2 separate regions of the Homo sapiens genome follow, and region 2 is linked to region 1. Evidence: chromatin contacts called from ENCODE Hi-C data. All regions are on one chromosome and are shown on one strand. The core of a region is the stretch at or near the end of the contact, and the rest is flanking DNA. Distances in the headings are between cores, read along the strand shown. Region 1 has its middle 54 kb from the start of EIF5A2. Region 2 holds the start of SLC2A2 (solute carrier family 2 member 2).

Region 1 (7,884 bases), core at 3,186-5,685:
CAAGCCCTAATGTAAATTATGGACTTTGGATAACAATAATATGTCAATATAGGCTCATGGATTGTAGCTAATGCACCATTCTGGTGGGAAATGCTGATAATGGGGGAAGCTGTGCATGTGTGAGGGGGAGGTAAATGAGAACTCTCTGCTCCTTTCTCTCAATTTTGGTGTGAACCTAAAACTGCCCTAAAAATAGTCTGTTAAAAACAATTGCCCTTCCTGAGGCCGTTTGTTTCTCTTAAGTAGCTCTAAATGTTGGAAACTACTTCATTAAATCAACCCAAAATCTGCCTCACTGAAAATTTCTTCCATTTTTCAGGTGGGAACACCTTCCAGATAAAAGCTAGAGGAGCCCAATTTCAGCTTGCATAATGAATTTCTAACAAATATTTCAATGGACAGTAAGTTCCCTGCCAACGTGAGCACTGCATGAATTAAACATATACTATGTGCCAGGCACTCTTAAATGTTTTACCCGTAATAAATTTTCTATCACAATAGCACCTTTATGTGGGTACTATTATTATCCCTTTATTGGACAGCTATAGTGCAAGCATTCCTGACATTTCTGTCAGGATGATTTTCCCTTTTCTCAGTCTTCCAAATGTTTCTTCAATCTCCTGGGAAGGCTAGTAGCTATAGAGAACACAGTTCTGGAGCCAGAGAGACCAGGGTTTGAATCTTGCCCTCACCACACTGACCAGCTTTGGAAACTTATGTGTGTTTTCCATGATTTTTTTTTCCTCATCCATAAATCATACACTAAAATGTAAAGCACATGACACATTGACATTTTAATAAATATTCACTCATTATCTCTAGTTTCCCTCCCTAAGAAAGATGGAGTCCTTTGAGTAATGAACACAAATTATTCTGGTCACTGATGAGCACTCTCCTACTTTGAAAAATGCTGTAGCATTAATGTGTGAAGCTGCCCTAAGAGCTAATTATCCACTGGAGAGACTGGAGAGATTCCACCTCTGAGCTGTACAAAGTTGATGGCAGATACCACTGTGGTAAAGGCAGCCCATGAGACCTTAAGAGAGCAACCAGCCTGCCTCCCTTCCACTATCTTCTCTCTCCACAGGCAACAGCTGATGGACAGGCTTTCTTGGGTGTCTGATGCTTCTTTCAATCTGATCTTCTAATGTGCTTCCTCCATACTGCTTCTCTTACCCTTGTCCAGTTAGTTCCCCAGAGCCTATAAGCCTGCCATATTGGGGCTGGGGCAAAGTAACCTGCACCCTCCACACATGCCCACCACTTAGCTCACCTGGGAGCCTTTTAACAAAGCTTACAGGCCATTTGAATTTGTATATTCAATGGTGATGTTCAGGGGATAAATTCTAGCCTTGTCATTTACACTAAGGAGAGAGTAACTGGCAGTTCCTGCTTGTGTGGTTGACTGTCTGCTGTTTGCAAAATATCTATAGCTCCTACTGCCCAAATTATTGATTACTGCTTACCGCAGACAGCAGTGGCATGGCTTGGACAGTGCCAGGCCACTGAGGGTTGCTGCATACCAAGTGGCCTCTCTACCACTCTCATTTCCTAATTGTCAATGCCAACTACAGCCAAAGTACCACTTAGCTGAAGGCACCAGCATCTTTTATTTTGGCCTAGCTGCTTCAGCCAGTGCTTGGCCTAGTGCTTCAGCACTAATCTGTCATTCATTTAAGAGTGGTTCACAACCCTGTCTGTACATTAAAATCACCTGTGAAGTTAAAAAAAAAATTACCCAGGACTGCTCCATCCCCCAGGTATTCTGGTTTATTTGTTCTGGGATGAGACTAGACATAGTCTTATTTTCAAAGCTCTTCAGGTGAACCTAATGTACAGGCTGGATCCAGAACCCCCAATTTAAGAACTCTGAAAGGGTATACACCAAAATATTCATACTGGGTCTATCTGGGTGGTAGAATTACATAATAAATTCTACTTTTTTGTTGTTCTTGTTTTATCTTTAAAAGCATGCAAGTGTTTAAGTTGTGTATGAGAAAGGCTTTTTTTTTCCAAAAAAGTAACCCTCAAATTAACATAAAATTAAATTTCTATTTTAATTAATAGTCCCAATTTGAAATAAAGTTGGGGTGAACTATGTAAGTAATAATATTTCTTTTAAAAATAAATGGGATTAATGCAAACAACATATACTCCAAATGCGGGAGACTTTAACATTCTATCATGATTTCAAGAATTAGAGTCCTCCCTACCCATAAATAGCTCTATCAGGGTCAGAAACCCTTTTCCCTACCCTTTTCACTTATCCATATCAGGGACAATGACTCATCCTCATATACATATCTGGGCCCCCTTGGGATTCATCTCAGCATAGACAGGAAAGATATAAAAGACCCCATTCTGAAAAAGATTGAGCTTAAAATCTATTACATAAGATGCATATGCTAGTGGCTTGATTTGACTTATATAGATCTGGGACATATATGCCTGCCAACTATAGGTATTGGAGTTCTCTAAAGTCCCCTACCAGGGGAAAACACTCCTTGGTGAGATGTGTACACTGAGTATTTAGGGAGATTTTATGTAAATTGGTAAAATTTTAGTTTCTTTAACTACAAAATGTCTCTCACCTGCTTTCCTTCTCACTGGGCAACTTCCTCTTTATTAAAATTGACATCATCACTTATTATCCCATACAAATGTGCTTGTTCAGCTCCCACAATAAAATGTCTGGCCCAAAATGCCAATAGAGCTAAAGCTGAGAAACCCTAGCTTATGTATATATATGACCTCATTTATATTTTCTGAGGGCTACTTTGCTCACTTGTAACATGGGAATAAAAATACCTTCAAGGTATTTTCTGACCCTTGAAAACATAAATGATTTACTCAAGAGTACCTATCTAATAAACAATAATACTAAATATTGGACCCAGATTTCTAAATGCAGTTACCTTTCTATTTCATTACAATCTTGGTATCTACTAGATTCTTACAGCTCTCCTACTTGTATTCCCGCCTCCCTCCTTTCCTGAGCATGGTAACCCCACTCTTCAACCCTCATTTTTTTCTACCTGGCTTTCTTACCTTTTCTGACCTCCGATACTGTCTTCTCTTGGGTTATCATTTGGCCTTCTTATCCTCTGGTTCTATGTTAGGCCCAAGTAACAATGTTAGAGCCTGAAATTCCTTCCTTCATTAATGAATGTACACAATGGAATAACATTAGGAATATAATTTCTCTCCTAAATATTTTTATTGTTTGCTTAATATAGGTGCTCAGAGTTAAAACTTAGGGGGAAAAAAGATAGCAAGAGAGAAAATTTAAATCGGTCAATCTCCAAATCTAGAAATATATCTCTGCCATCAATTTTAGTATTTTCTCTATGCAAATCTTTTCTTCTATTAAAAAGCATTATGTCAACAATATGGTGTATTTTTTTTCCTATAATAACACTGGGGGCCTCTTTCTATGCCACTAAATATTGTTCTCGAGCACCATTTTTAATAGCTCCATAGTAATTCATTGTATGGATATATTAGAATGTCTTTAACCAACTTTGTATTGTTGGTTAGGCTGCTTCTAATTTTTAGCTTTTACAAACATATTTTGTAACATATACGAAATATTCTTAAAGCAAATCTTTGATCATTCTTTTCATGTTTTTACCTAGAAGAATATATAGATCAAATGACATTCAAGAATTTAAGGGTTTTGACAGACTCAAATTGAAAGGAAATTTTACTTCAAATTGATAACTTTTTTTTTTGGTAGGTGGGGCTGCTAAGCCATGAACATCCTTTATCCAGGTTGGTTTCTCACTATGGTGGCCTCTCATTGCTTATCTGTGAAATGAACAACCAGAGTAAGGCTGGCAGTTGGTGGTAATTAGTCAGTACTTTTACCACTACTATAAACTACTTCTGAATAATCTTGAAATTCAATTCCACTGACCTTTAGTAAATTCCACATCATATTAAACACAATCCAAAGACTATAAACATAAACTGCCTACCTTGGAGGTGTTTATAATTTAGTGTACACACATTATTATGTAATACAAAATGTTATCAGTTTGGTAAGAAAATTTAAAAGTGCTGTAGAAAGAGGAATATTTCTGAGTAAGGTGTTTGGGGAAATTGTCATGAGGGAAATGATATTTAATTCAGGCTTCAATGATGGGCAAGGTCAGATTTTGAACTGGCAATAGGCAGAAGGGCATTGGGAGTATGGAGACACACAAAGCAGAATAGTCAGTGGCAAGAAAGTGTATGACATTTATTTGAAAAAAAAAGGACAGCAGTCAATGTTTCTCCTGAGTAGGGTTAATGCAAGGCAACAATAATAGATACACTGGGAAAAGAAGATTGGTATCAAACTGTAAATTCTTTGCTGAGGAGTGGAAACTATTTGGAGGGGAATAGGGAGCTGATGAAGGGGACAGAAATGCTGCACGAAGGTTACTCTGTGAGCAGTGTGGATCACAGTGGCATCTGGTGTTGGGAATTATCACAGTAGCTCTTTTGTGAGAAGAAAATAAGGGCCTGGAAATGAGAAAGGTCGAAGAGAAGGAAACTGACAGCCAGAAAACGTATAGCTGAACCTCTTCAAATTGTGTAAAATATAATAATGCAAGCAAGAGTAAAATTGGCAAATTTAAAAAGCTTGATTTATAGTCTATGTTCCTCCCACCCAAATTTTTCCTAAATTAATATGCAACTGTCAGCACAGATTGTTTGCTGTTAATTTAACTACATTTGAAAAGCTTTAGCACCACCTGGTGATGAAAACTCAGATCGACTCCAACAACCCTAAATTCCATCTTTTTTTCTGCCAAGTTTTTATTTTGAAAACATTTCAAACATACATAAAATTTTAAAGAATACTGTAATAACACCCTTACACCTTCATCATATTTACCAATTGTTATGTTTTGCCACATTTGCTTTAGTTCTTCCTCTATGTGTTGAACCATCTGAAAGTAAACTACAGACACTAAAACAATTCAAAAACTGTCAGCATAAACTTCCTGAAAGGATACCCTCTGCATAATGACAATACCATCTCCTTACCTGAAAAATTAATAATTTTACACCATCATCTAATATGCAATCTATATTCAAATCTTCCAAGTTTTCATCAAAAAAAATGTTTTTAAGTTTGCATTTTTAAGGCCAGAATGTAATCAAGACTTACGCTTTGCATTTGGTTGACATGTTTCAGGGGTCTCTTTTAATCTAGAGCAATTCTCACTTTTTATTTTGGCCTTCCATGGAGGCCTTTGCTGACTATCTTATCCAAGATCCACCCTACCCCCATTGGGGTAGGGTGCTTTTCTGTCTTTGCTTTTCTGCCCCCATTTTACTTAACATTTATTGACACTTAGCATTTAGCGGCTTTCCCTCTTCCTTTTTTTTTTTTCTTGCCTGTCTCTTCCCACTGAAGTATCAGCTCCATGAGAAGAAGGATTTTGTTTGTTTTGTTCACTGCCCACTGCTCCATCCTCAGTATCCAGAACAGTGCCTGGTATACAAAAAGTGCTCAATAAATACTATCTGTTGAAGGAAAGCATTGACCTCTGGGAGTTTGATTATTAAATGTCTTGAGGTAATATTATTTGGGTTAAATCTGCTTGTTATTCTATAACCTTCTTGTACTTGAATATTGATATCTTTCTCTAGGTCTGGAAAGTTCTGTTATTATCTCTTCAAATAAACTTTGTATCCTGGACTCTCACTCTAATTCTTTTTTAAGGCCAATTACTCTTAGATCTGCCCTTTAGGGGCTATTTTCTAGATCTTGTGGGCATTTTTCCTTTTTTTTTTTTTTGAGATGGCATCTTACTCTGTCGCCTAGGCTGGAGTGCAATGCGGCGATTTCGGCCTACTACAACCTCCACCCCCCCGGTTTCAAGCAATTCTCCTGCCTCAGCCTCCAAAGTAGCTGGGATTATAGGTGCCTGCCACTGCACCTGGCTAATTTTTGTATTTTTAGTAGGGACGGGGTTTCACCATCTTGGCCAGGCTGGTCTTGAACTCCTGACCTCGTGATCCACCCACCTCAGCCTCCCAAAGTCCTGGGATTACAGGAATGAGCCACCGCGCCCGGCCAAGCAGGCATGTTTCATTCCATTTTATTCTTTTTTGTCTCCTCTGCCTGTATATTTTTAAGCAGCCTGTCTTCATGGTCACTAATTATTTCTTCCACTTAATCCACTTTGCTGTTGAGAGAATCTGAAGCTTTCTTCCATTTATCAATTGTATTTTTTAGCTTTGGGATTTTTACATGATTTTTAACAATTATTTCAATCTTTTTGTTACATTTATCTGACGGGATTCTAAATTTCTTCTCTGTGTTATCTTGAATTTCATTGTCTTTTAAAACACCTATTTTGAAATCTCTGAGAGATTACATGTCTCTGTCTCTCTGGGATTTGCCCTTAGTCTCTTATTTAGTCCATTTGGTGTGGTCATGCTTCCTGGATGTTTCTGATGCTTGTGGATGTTTGCTGGTGTCTGGGTATTGAAGAGTTAGGTATTTATTCCAATCTTTGCATTCTGGGCCTGTTTACACCTGTCCTTGAGAAAGCTTTCCAAGTATCCAAAGGGAATTGAGGGTGTACAGCAAATCACCATGGCCACATGTCTACCTATGTAACATACCTGCATATTCTGCATCTGTATCCTGGAACTTAAAGTAAAAATTTAAAAAAAAATTACGTAAATGTGTTTAAGAAAACTACCTAAAGCCAGGGAAAGAACCATCTGAAAGAATAAAGGACATAATGTGTAGAACTCACACAGGCCTGGGAACAGTGACTGTTCCCACCAGCCAGCTGTAAGAATCTCATAAATCAGGGGCATTGAGTAGAGTACTCAGGAAGGCATTATCTCAGCACTGGGAAATATTTAGCTCTAGACTGAGTGCTGCTCTGGACCCACCTGAAAAATCATAAGAGCAAGACCTAAAAAAATCAAATTGTTTCCAAGTAACTTGATTGTATCTGAGAACAATGCTCAAGAAAATTTATAGGAATACAAAAATATCCAGCACTCAACAAGTTAAAGTTAACAATGTCTGACATCTCACCAAAGATCACCAGCCATGGAAAGGAGAAGGAAAACACAACACATAAAGAGAAGACTAATCAATGAATAGAAATCAACTCAGGACTGACGAAGATGTTATAATTAGCAGAGAAAGACATTAAAACAGCTTTTACATATGTTCACAAGGTTGAGACCTAGAAATATAAAAGAGATTCAAATCAAACACAATAACTAAGATAAAATATACAGTGGATGGGATTAATGACAGATTGGACATTGAAGAAGTTTAGTGAATTTGAAGGAATAGCAATAGAAACTATCCAAAATAAAATACATGGAGAAAAAAGAACATATTTTAAAAAGAAAAAAAATTAGTGAGTAGTACAACTTCAAGCAGCCTCATGTACGGGCAATTGGAGTTCACAAATCAGGGAGGCTATAGAAAAAATGACTGAGGAAATAAAGGCAAAAAACTTTTCAAATGTAATAAAACCATAAACCCACAAATTCAGAAAATTCAATGAACCCTAGGCATAAGGAACATGAAGAAAACTATACCAGGGTATATTATAATCAAATTGCACAATTGTGGTAATAAAGAGAGAATCCTAAAAGCAGCAAAGGGAAAAAACATGATTAACACAGAGAAACAAAGATAAGAAAGACATCAGATTTTTAGTTAGAAACAAGGTAAGTCGGTAAAGCAACATCATAAAGGACTGAAATATAAAAACTCTCAACCAGAATTCTATACCTGGTGCATCAGTTTCCTAGGGCTGCCATAGCAGAGTAACACAAACTGGGTGGTTTAAAACAACAGAAATGTATTTTCTCACAGTTCTGCAGGCCAGATTCCAAAATCAAGTCTGAAAT
Region 2 (7,884 bases), core at 1,717-4,216, 65 kb before region 1:
TAGGCAGAAGCTCATTGAGGACAAAGGTGCTGAACATGGAACATATTAGACAAGTCTGAGGCCAGTGTGGCTGGGCCCACGGAAGGGGAGAAGGTCTCAGAGCCACCCAGGGCCTATGTCAAGTCAACCTCTTGGGCTGTGGTGAGAAACGTGGGTTTCTTGCTAAGGGTGATTGGGAAGCCTTTGGAGACTTTTAAGCAGGAGTGTATTATGATCTAACTTTAAAAATATATCTTAACTACTGTGTCAAGAAGGTACTGCAGGGTAAGATGGGAGCAGGGAAGTCAGGTAGGAGGCTGTGAAGACATGTGGAAGAGATGCAGACCACAGAGATATCTAGGGAGAGGGTGTGGAGAGGCGAGAAGAGGATGTAAAGAGTTTGCCCTCTTTTTTGGCAAGCTACAATGGGGAAAAATTTGGCTCAAAAATCTTAAAATACACTGACTGTCCTTCAGGGACTGGGACCTTCCGATATTCTCTTGTACTCCTGGCTTGGCCAAGTTTGACCTCATTTAATTTGTTCCCAGGAGATGCCTTTGCACTTAACCACATCTGACCCAACTGGAGAGGAATGCAGCATGCTGAAATAGCTGGTTTATCTCTCCACTCTCCCCTCCTCATTTATGGAAGAAGAAAAAAAAACTAATTTTACTGAAGGAAAGGATGACAATGAAAAAAGGGGAGAGGGAGGGCGGACTCTTTTCAGTCCTGTCACCACCTAGAACTTCTGGCATCCACCAAGATTACATTAATCAGCGAAGTAATCCGAATGTGACCTAGAGGGCTTAAAAGTATGAAGCCTAAAGAACAACCACACAGAACTGGTTTCGCCCTGCCCAGTGGAAATCTCCGGGTGATTGCAGGCACTGGTGCACGTTATTGAATAGCGCCCACTCCAATGGCAAAGTGCGAAAAGACTGACTTCACCACAGCCAGGAGTGCAACGACCTGCAGCTCCTCGGTGGGCGCCAAGACACGCTCTCCTGAAAGGCTGGAATCGCTTATCAGTTCTCCGCGGGCAAAAGCAATCAGAGCATCAATGTAAATGAATCGCACCCCCTCCCCGCACGGAGATAAAGTTTTAGCATATCCCAGATGGTGCAGAGATTACTCATTCATTTCTGAGAAAGAGCAGAACCACAGAGGCCTTGGCTGAACCTGAGGAAACTGATCAGGGTGCCCCGAAGGCCCGCTAGTGAATGGCGGGTCGCGCTCCCAATGGGAGAAGAGAATGGTTTCCTGCCGCCGTGCTCCGCGCCGGCAGGCCGGGGCTGAGCACAAGAAGTTAAAGGCTCACTGGCCGCCCGCGCACTCAAGGCAAATTCCGTTTCTGAAAAGGCAGGTTCAAAAGACAAAGGTTGGTAAACCACACCGGTATCATTTACGACGCGGCACAGAGACGCTTTCCTGCAGAATGTCATGTCACTGGCAAATGCCATGGAACCGCTCCTGACTGTGGACCGCTCTGGCAATGGGGCGTGCTCATCACCAGCCAAAACTGATGCGGAAAGTCAGCGTGGCTAACTGGGCGCTTTAAAGTCTGACTTCAAAGCTGCTCCCCAAAGCTTGGCACTATGACACAGAGCACCTCATGTTATGACTAAACGAGTTAATCCATGTCAAGTGCTGAGAGCAGCACCTGGCACCCGGCAAGACCTCAGTAAAGATTAACCATCATTACTATTAATATTTGCTCACGCTTTTCCACTATGAAATTATTGTATTGTGTCTGCATTACATATGTCTCATCTTATATGTTATAAACACCTAGAAAGAGGAGGCTGTGACTTATTTATCTCAGTCATCTCGGAGCATGGAACTGTGCTGGACTCAGTAAAAGTTTGTAGTTTGATTGAATTACCTTCTCAAACCAAACATTTCAGGTGTGTCACCTTGCAGAGGTGACAGAAATGAAAACAGGGTGGCAAAATAAAAAGGTGAAATCTGAATCTCCTCTAATCCTTCATTTTCTCACCCTGTTTCTTCATAACACCCCTCATTGTGTTGCTGCTTGTTACATTTTTGTTCCGCTGGGAACTGGTTCCATTTGAGCCTCAGTGCAATCTGTGGCCCCAGTTGCCACACACACTTAAAGCTCAATAAATTTGATATCTCCTGAACCCCCACAGGGTTTGGATATCATAAGGGATACTTAGGCCCAAGATCAAGCCATATGAGCAGGTTTATTTGAGAACTCTACGTTAAAGCCTCCAGCAAGTGCTTCTTGACATATATGAAGCAATAATAATAACAACCGCTATTTGCTAAGTACTTATTATATGTTGAGATATGCCAAACACTTTCACATATTATCTCATTTAATCCACTCAACAAAACAAAATGTGTGTTATTTCTATTTTATCAGGCAAAAATAAAAAACTAATCAGAGAAAAGTCACAGTGAGCCACTTGCTTAAGGTTATACTCCCCAGTAAAATGTTGAGATTCAAACCCAAGTCCCTAACAATCCAAAGCTCATCCAGGTAACCATTCAAGTCAACAATGGTCTCCGGCCACACAGCTCAGCTCTAAACAGAAACACCACAGCACTAATTATCTGTGGAGCAGAGTGCAGTGTGCCTCCCATGCTCCACAGCACAGCACGGCAGCTCAGCATATCTCATCTTCTACAAAAGACTCCAAAGATTTCTCTTTTCACCAGCTCCCAATTACTGCCACATAACACATGCCTTGAAATGTGATTGCCTCTGGTTTGTAACTTATGCCTAAGGGACCTGCTCCCATTTTCTTTCCTAGTGGAACAAAGGTATTGAAGCCACAGGTTGCTGAGGCAAAGCACTTATTGATTAGATTCCCATCAATATTCAGCTGCCGCTGAGAAGATTAGACTTGGACTCTCAGGTCTGGGTAGCCCAACTCCTCCCTCTCCTTGCTCCTCCTCCTGCAATGCATAACTAGGCCTAGGCAGAGCTGCGAATAAACAGGCAGGAGCTAGTCAGGTGCATGTGCCACACTCACACAAGACCTGGAATTGACAGGACTCCCAACTAGTACAATGACAGAAGATAAGGTAAAGCAGCATTATATTCATTTCAAGTCTGGTTTTCAGGAGATAGTTAGGGGAATACAGTCAAGTCATACAGAGGATTTGGGGGAGGTTGGGTGTAGCTACCACAGATCAAAATTAATTCTCTTTACTTTGCCAATTGAAGAACTGTTTCTTATTCAGTAATTGGGGTTTTAAGGATTTTTGCTCTGTTAACTGACTAGTCTGCATAAGTTTTTTCAAGTAATTGTGCATAACCATATTACTAAAGAAATATGTCCCCTCCTAACCAAAAAAAAAAAAAAAAAAAAGGGGGCAGATTGACCTAAATTTAATCATGAAAACTCATCGGGAATCTTCAAAAACGTCAATGCAGGAGAGACAAAAGAGGTAGAAGGGTTGTTCTCTAGATTAAAAGGGATTAAGACAAACTGACAACCAAATGCAACAAATGATTTAGATTGTGGAAGGAAGAAAAAAATAGCAATAAGGGAACTATGGAGACGTTGGGAAATTTTAAATATGGGCTGCATCTTAAATAATATTACTGTATCAATTTCACACTCTTGGATATAATAATGGTATCTAATTATGTAGGAGGATGTCTTTGTTCTTTGTACATGCTAAAGTATTTAGGGGTGAAATGACACAAATATCTACAGCTTATTTGTAAATGGTTCAGCCAAAACAACACACACACACAAACACTACAGAGCGAGAGATCAACAAATTGGTGAATGTTAACCAGTGGTGAATAAAGGCGAAGGTTATGGAATGATCACTTCACTACTGTTTCAACTTCTCTCTAGATATGATACTTTAAAAAAAAACTTAAAAATATAAAGGATATAGTGTCCTTGCTCCCTTATACGTGGTTTCTAAACTCACCCACCCCTGTACACACAATCATATAAGTTGATCAATCTGTGCCCTGTAGGGTCTCACCTTTAAGTTCTCATCTGGTGCAACTTACTCTGCTGAACATTCCTTCATGTCATTAGATGGCATGGTTAGCTGCACTGGCTTTGGAGTCAGCCAGACTTGGATCTGGGTTCTAGCAATGCCACTAAACTGCTGTGAGGCCTGGGTTAAGTTATTTAACTGAGCTTTGGGTTTTCTCTATTGTGAGAAAACAAAAACATATTAGGATACAATATACCCTTTATAGGCAAAGAAACTTGGGCTCAGTGATATAATATGGGATATTCAGGGATTATACTAGTACTTTAGAGTTAGGGAGTAATTAAATGAGATTATATTAGAGAGGCTTAGACAACAATTTTAATGTTAATAGTTATATAATTATTAATAGTGTTAAATACATATTTAAATAGTATTTATAAATTATAAAAGATAAATTATATTATAATGTATAAACACTTTAAATACATATTATATAAGCACCATTTATATGTTTGATATTTAAAGTTAAATATAAAATGCTATTTATATAGCATTTATATAGTATGTATTTAAAGAATAATTAGCACATCATGATTTCATGAGTATTATAGCCCAGGATAAAGCTAAAGTAGTTAGAACTTTAAGGTCAATATAAAGACAAACATTAAGTTAACAACTACATAGATGGTATGTAGATTTGGCAAAATTCATGAAGGTAGTAATCAAATAACTAAAGTTTGAAAGCTACTGCAAAAAGGAAGGTAATGTGCTTAACATAGTGTCTGGCACATCGCAGATGTTCAAGATTCATTCAAAACTATCATTAATTTTCTTAGGGGCTTTTGAAATTACGTTGTAGATCTTTTCTTGATAACCAAGGAACTGCCTAACAATGGAACCCAGAAAGAATGAGAACTGAGGTAGTGCAATGTTTTTCAGCTTTGTGAATCTATCCAGACTTTGAAAGAAGTAGGATAAGCAAGGAACTGGGGTCAAGAGACCTGAGTTGTCACACTGAATATGCCCAAAATGCTCACAGAAATCAGACAAATGACATAAACAACTTGGCCTGTGAGACCTCAGTTTCTACAACTGAAGAATGGAGGAATTAGACAAGAATCCATTGTTCTCTAAGGTCTCTTTCAACTTAAAAATTCTGTGACTTGATAAGCCCCTGGCTTTTTCCAAAGTTGCATGCAAGATCACCTTTGGTTTAGGTTTTGGAGACATGTAGTTTAAAGAAAAGGGTATAAGCTTCTCCTCCCTACCTAGTCAATCAGTAATTGCTGGAAAAATCTGCTCTTCAGGTTAGCAGTGGCGTTTAAGACCATCAGCTCTCGGTTCCCACACTAGAGTATCTGTCACCAGCTGTGTAGTGTTAGGTATGCTCCTTAATCCTCTCTGATCCCTGGCTTCCTCACCTCTAAAATAGGAATAATTTCATGTACTTTGTGGTATTGCAAAGAGTATCGGTAAAGTATGAAAAGTTGACACATGGCTGTTTGACAAAAGAAATGAATGAGATGATAAAGACATGATTAAAGATGCATTTGTTCTGTAGCCCTTTTACTGTTTATAGGAAGACCACATTATTTATCTTAGTTTTTACAGTAATCCTATGCATTAACTAGTTTTATACCCATTTTATAGGCAAAGAAACTTAGGCTCAGTGACGTTAGGAGCCTAGCTGGGACTCTTTTGGAGCTTTTCTGACTCCCACATCTATTTGTTTTTTTCTAATAGACCCTATATGACTTATGAGCCACAATATAAACACTACATTGTTTTATGTTGAAGTTCAGCCATTTGCTTATTCTACCCTTCCACATTTATCCAGCAGCATATTTTAAATTGGATATGAAATCTAGTTTCTCTAACTTAAAGTTATTAAGCTCCTAATGAAGGTAGCATTTTTTAAAGTGCAAGCTGAACACCTTATAGCCTATGAGGAAGTTAGGAGAAAAGGCTTGAAGATCTTCTGCACTTACTAGGTTATGTGGACTTTGGACAAGCTGTTTACTCTTTCCATGTGAGCTCCCCCATATGTGAAATGATAATAATAATTCCTACCTACTGGGTTGTTGAGAAAACAGGCAAACCATCTAGAACCTCAGAACTTGGACAGGTTAAGATCCTCTCTAATTTCTTGCTATTTTCAGTAGCACTTATGTACTTCTTCTTGTGTCAACTTCTTGGACATTAGAGTGGATGAATGAAGGTTGACGGGGCTTATTAAGACTTGGTCGTGTTCAGAAATTTCCCCTTAGAAACAAAACCTCCTTTGACCAAGTCTAGAGCCAAGCCACATACAAGGCTGACTATAAACATTACTTCTTTTCATTTCACAACATTGGAGAAAGAAAAGATGAAGGAGTGGGAGCCATTTTAACATGGAGTTCAGAGAGGGCAATTAAACCTGAAAATAAAAGATAAAGAAAAAGAAAGCAAAAGGAAATGCCATTAAACAGTTTCAGAGATTTTGATATTTGGGATAATCACTTTTGTTGGAAATTCTCAGAAATTCAAATGACCTGCTTAAAATGGATGAGATTGCTCCTTATCTGACCAACCTGGTAAAATTCTATCTTGAGGAGTTAAAATAAGGAACTGCAGGCCCTGGGGTGGCAGGACCACAGTCAACCCTCAAAAAGAAACCAGGAAGGCCAGAGGATAAGGACTTTAATAACACGCTAAGATTTCTAAATGTTTAAAAACTCTCCTATCTCCTTCATAGTTGCTATTTTTGTTATTCTAATAAAATGAGAAACTGATCTTAGAGGCAGCTCCAGAATTTCTATACTATAGAACAATTTGATTGGAAAGAAATAGGATGGGAGATCCAGCATCTTTAAAAATTAGCTTTCATTTTTGTCAAAGTAATGTGGGACTTTGTGACTTAGGCTGTGTATGTAAAGTGACAGGGGTGAACTAATGGAGACGACAGGGGAGTACATGTGCTGCAGCTATCGCTATCACCCCAACTTCAATTTCTGTGTCGCCCCTGCTCACCATTAGCATGGCTACTGATTGGACTCTTAAAATAAGGAGAAATAAATTATATGTTTGTATGGTAGAGGGACAGGGAGAGAACCCCCAGAGAACAGAAATCCAGGGATGAAGCAGGAGGTGACAGTCACTAATAAACCAAGTGCCACAGAAGAAAAGAAAATGCAGGGATGAGACTGGGAAAGTATATTGTGGTCTTGGGCTTGGTGGTGGGAAGACCCTGAGGTTCCTCTTCAGCTCAGCTACCGATGAGCAATTGAGTAGGCTTTGCCTTTTTGGACTTTTGTCCAGAGACCTCACCAAAAGTTTCTACTGGTAAGTGGGGGAAAAGGGATTTGTGTGGTAGGTGGTGGGAAAATGTGGTTGAGATTTCTGTGTGTTTGAAGCCAAACAGCTAAACACCCACAAGTGGTAAATTCTGTGGATATGTATGCTCTTAGCTTTTTTAATTTATAAAGATTATGGTCCTAGATTTTTCAGATGTGCTTCGCTTTTGAATGTCTGTATCTGACTAATGAGGGATGCAAAATAACCAAGAAGTTAAAAGCGTAAGATCTGGAACCAAGTCATTGTTCTTTAATTTACTAACTGTGAGATGTTAAACTAATCTAGTTATCTATAAAATGGGGACATTAATGGTGCTGCCATGAAGAATGTGGTAGACAGAATAATCGTCCTCCAAAGAAGTCCACAGCTGCATTGCCAGAACCTGGGAATATCTTGCCTTATGTGGCAAAAGACTTTACAGATGAGATTAAGGTAATAGACCTAGAGATGAGATTTTCCTGGATTACCCTGATGGGTCAAATCTAATCCTATGAATTCTCAAAAGGGAAGAACTTTCCCAGCTACTTGTCAGTGCCAGAGAGATGTAACATGAGAAGGACCTGACCTGCCCATTACTGGCTATAAAGAGGAAAGAAAGATACCAGTAGCCAAGGAAATTTGGTGGCATCTAGAGCTGGGAAT

Evidence for each region. Hi-C counts contacts between places; a loop is a spot of excess contacts on that map. Pooled maps may share reads with other maps.
Region 2: a loop to region 1 is called in a map with no recorded cell type, with 2.3 times the contacts of the local background. The contact joins the promoter of SLC2A2 here to the enhancer-like site in region 1. A Hi-C loop is called at or near these places in 4 of 168 maps with a recorded cell type or tissue (Calu3, GM12878, cardiac septum and 1 more), 8 of 37 single-sample maps with no recorded cell type and 4 of 50 pooled maps.

The regions. Positions count from the first base shown.
Region 1 is chr3:170,958,587-170,966,470 of GRCh38, reverse strand. No RefSeq gene overlaps it. Among named protein-coding and RNA genes, the nearest start is that of EIF5A2, 54 kb to the right of the region's middle. Within about 2 kb of position 4,435, at least 2 of the 41 ENCODE cell types and tissues checked have a DNase peak (open chromatin) inside an H3K27ac peak, as active enhancers do.
Region 2 is chr3:171,021,802-171,029,685 of GRCh38, reverse strand. It overlaps SLC2A2 (solute carrier family 2 member 2), which reads left to right and starts at 2,966. Exons shown (of 11, transcript NM_000340.2): 1 at 2,966-3,030. The coding sequence starts at 3,016.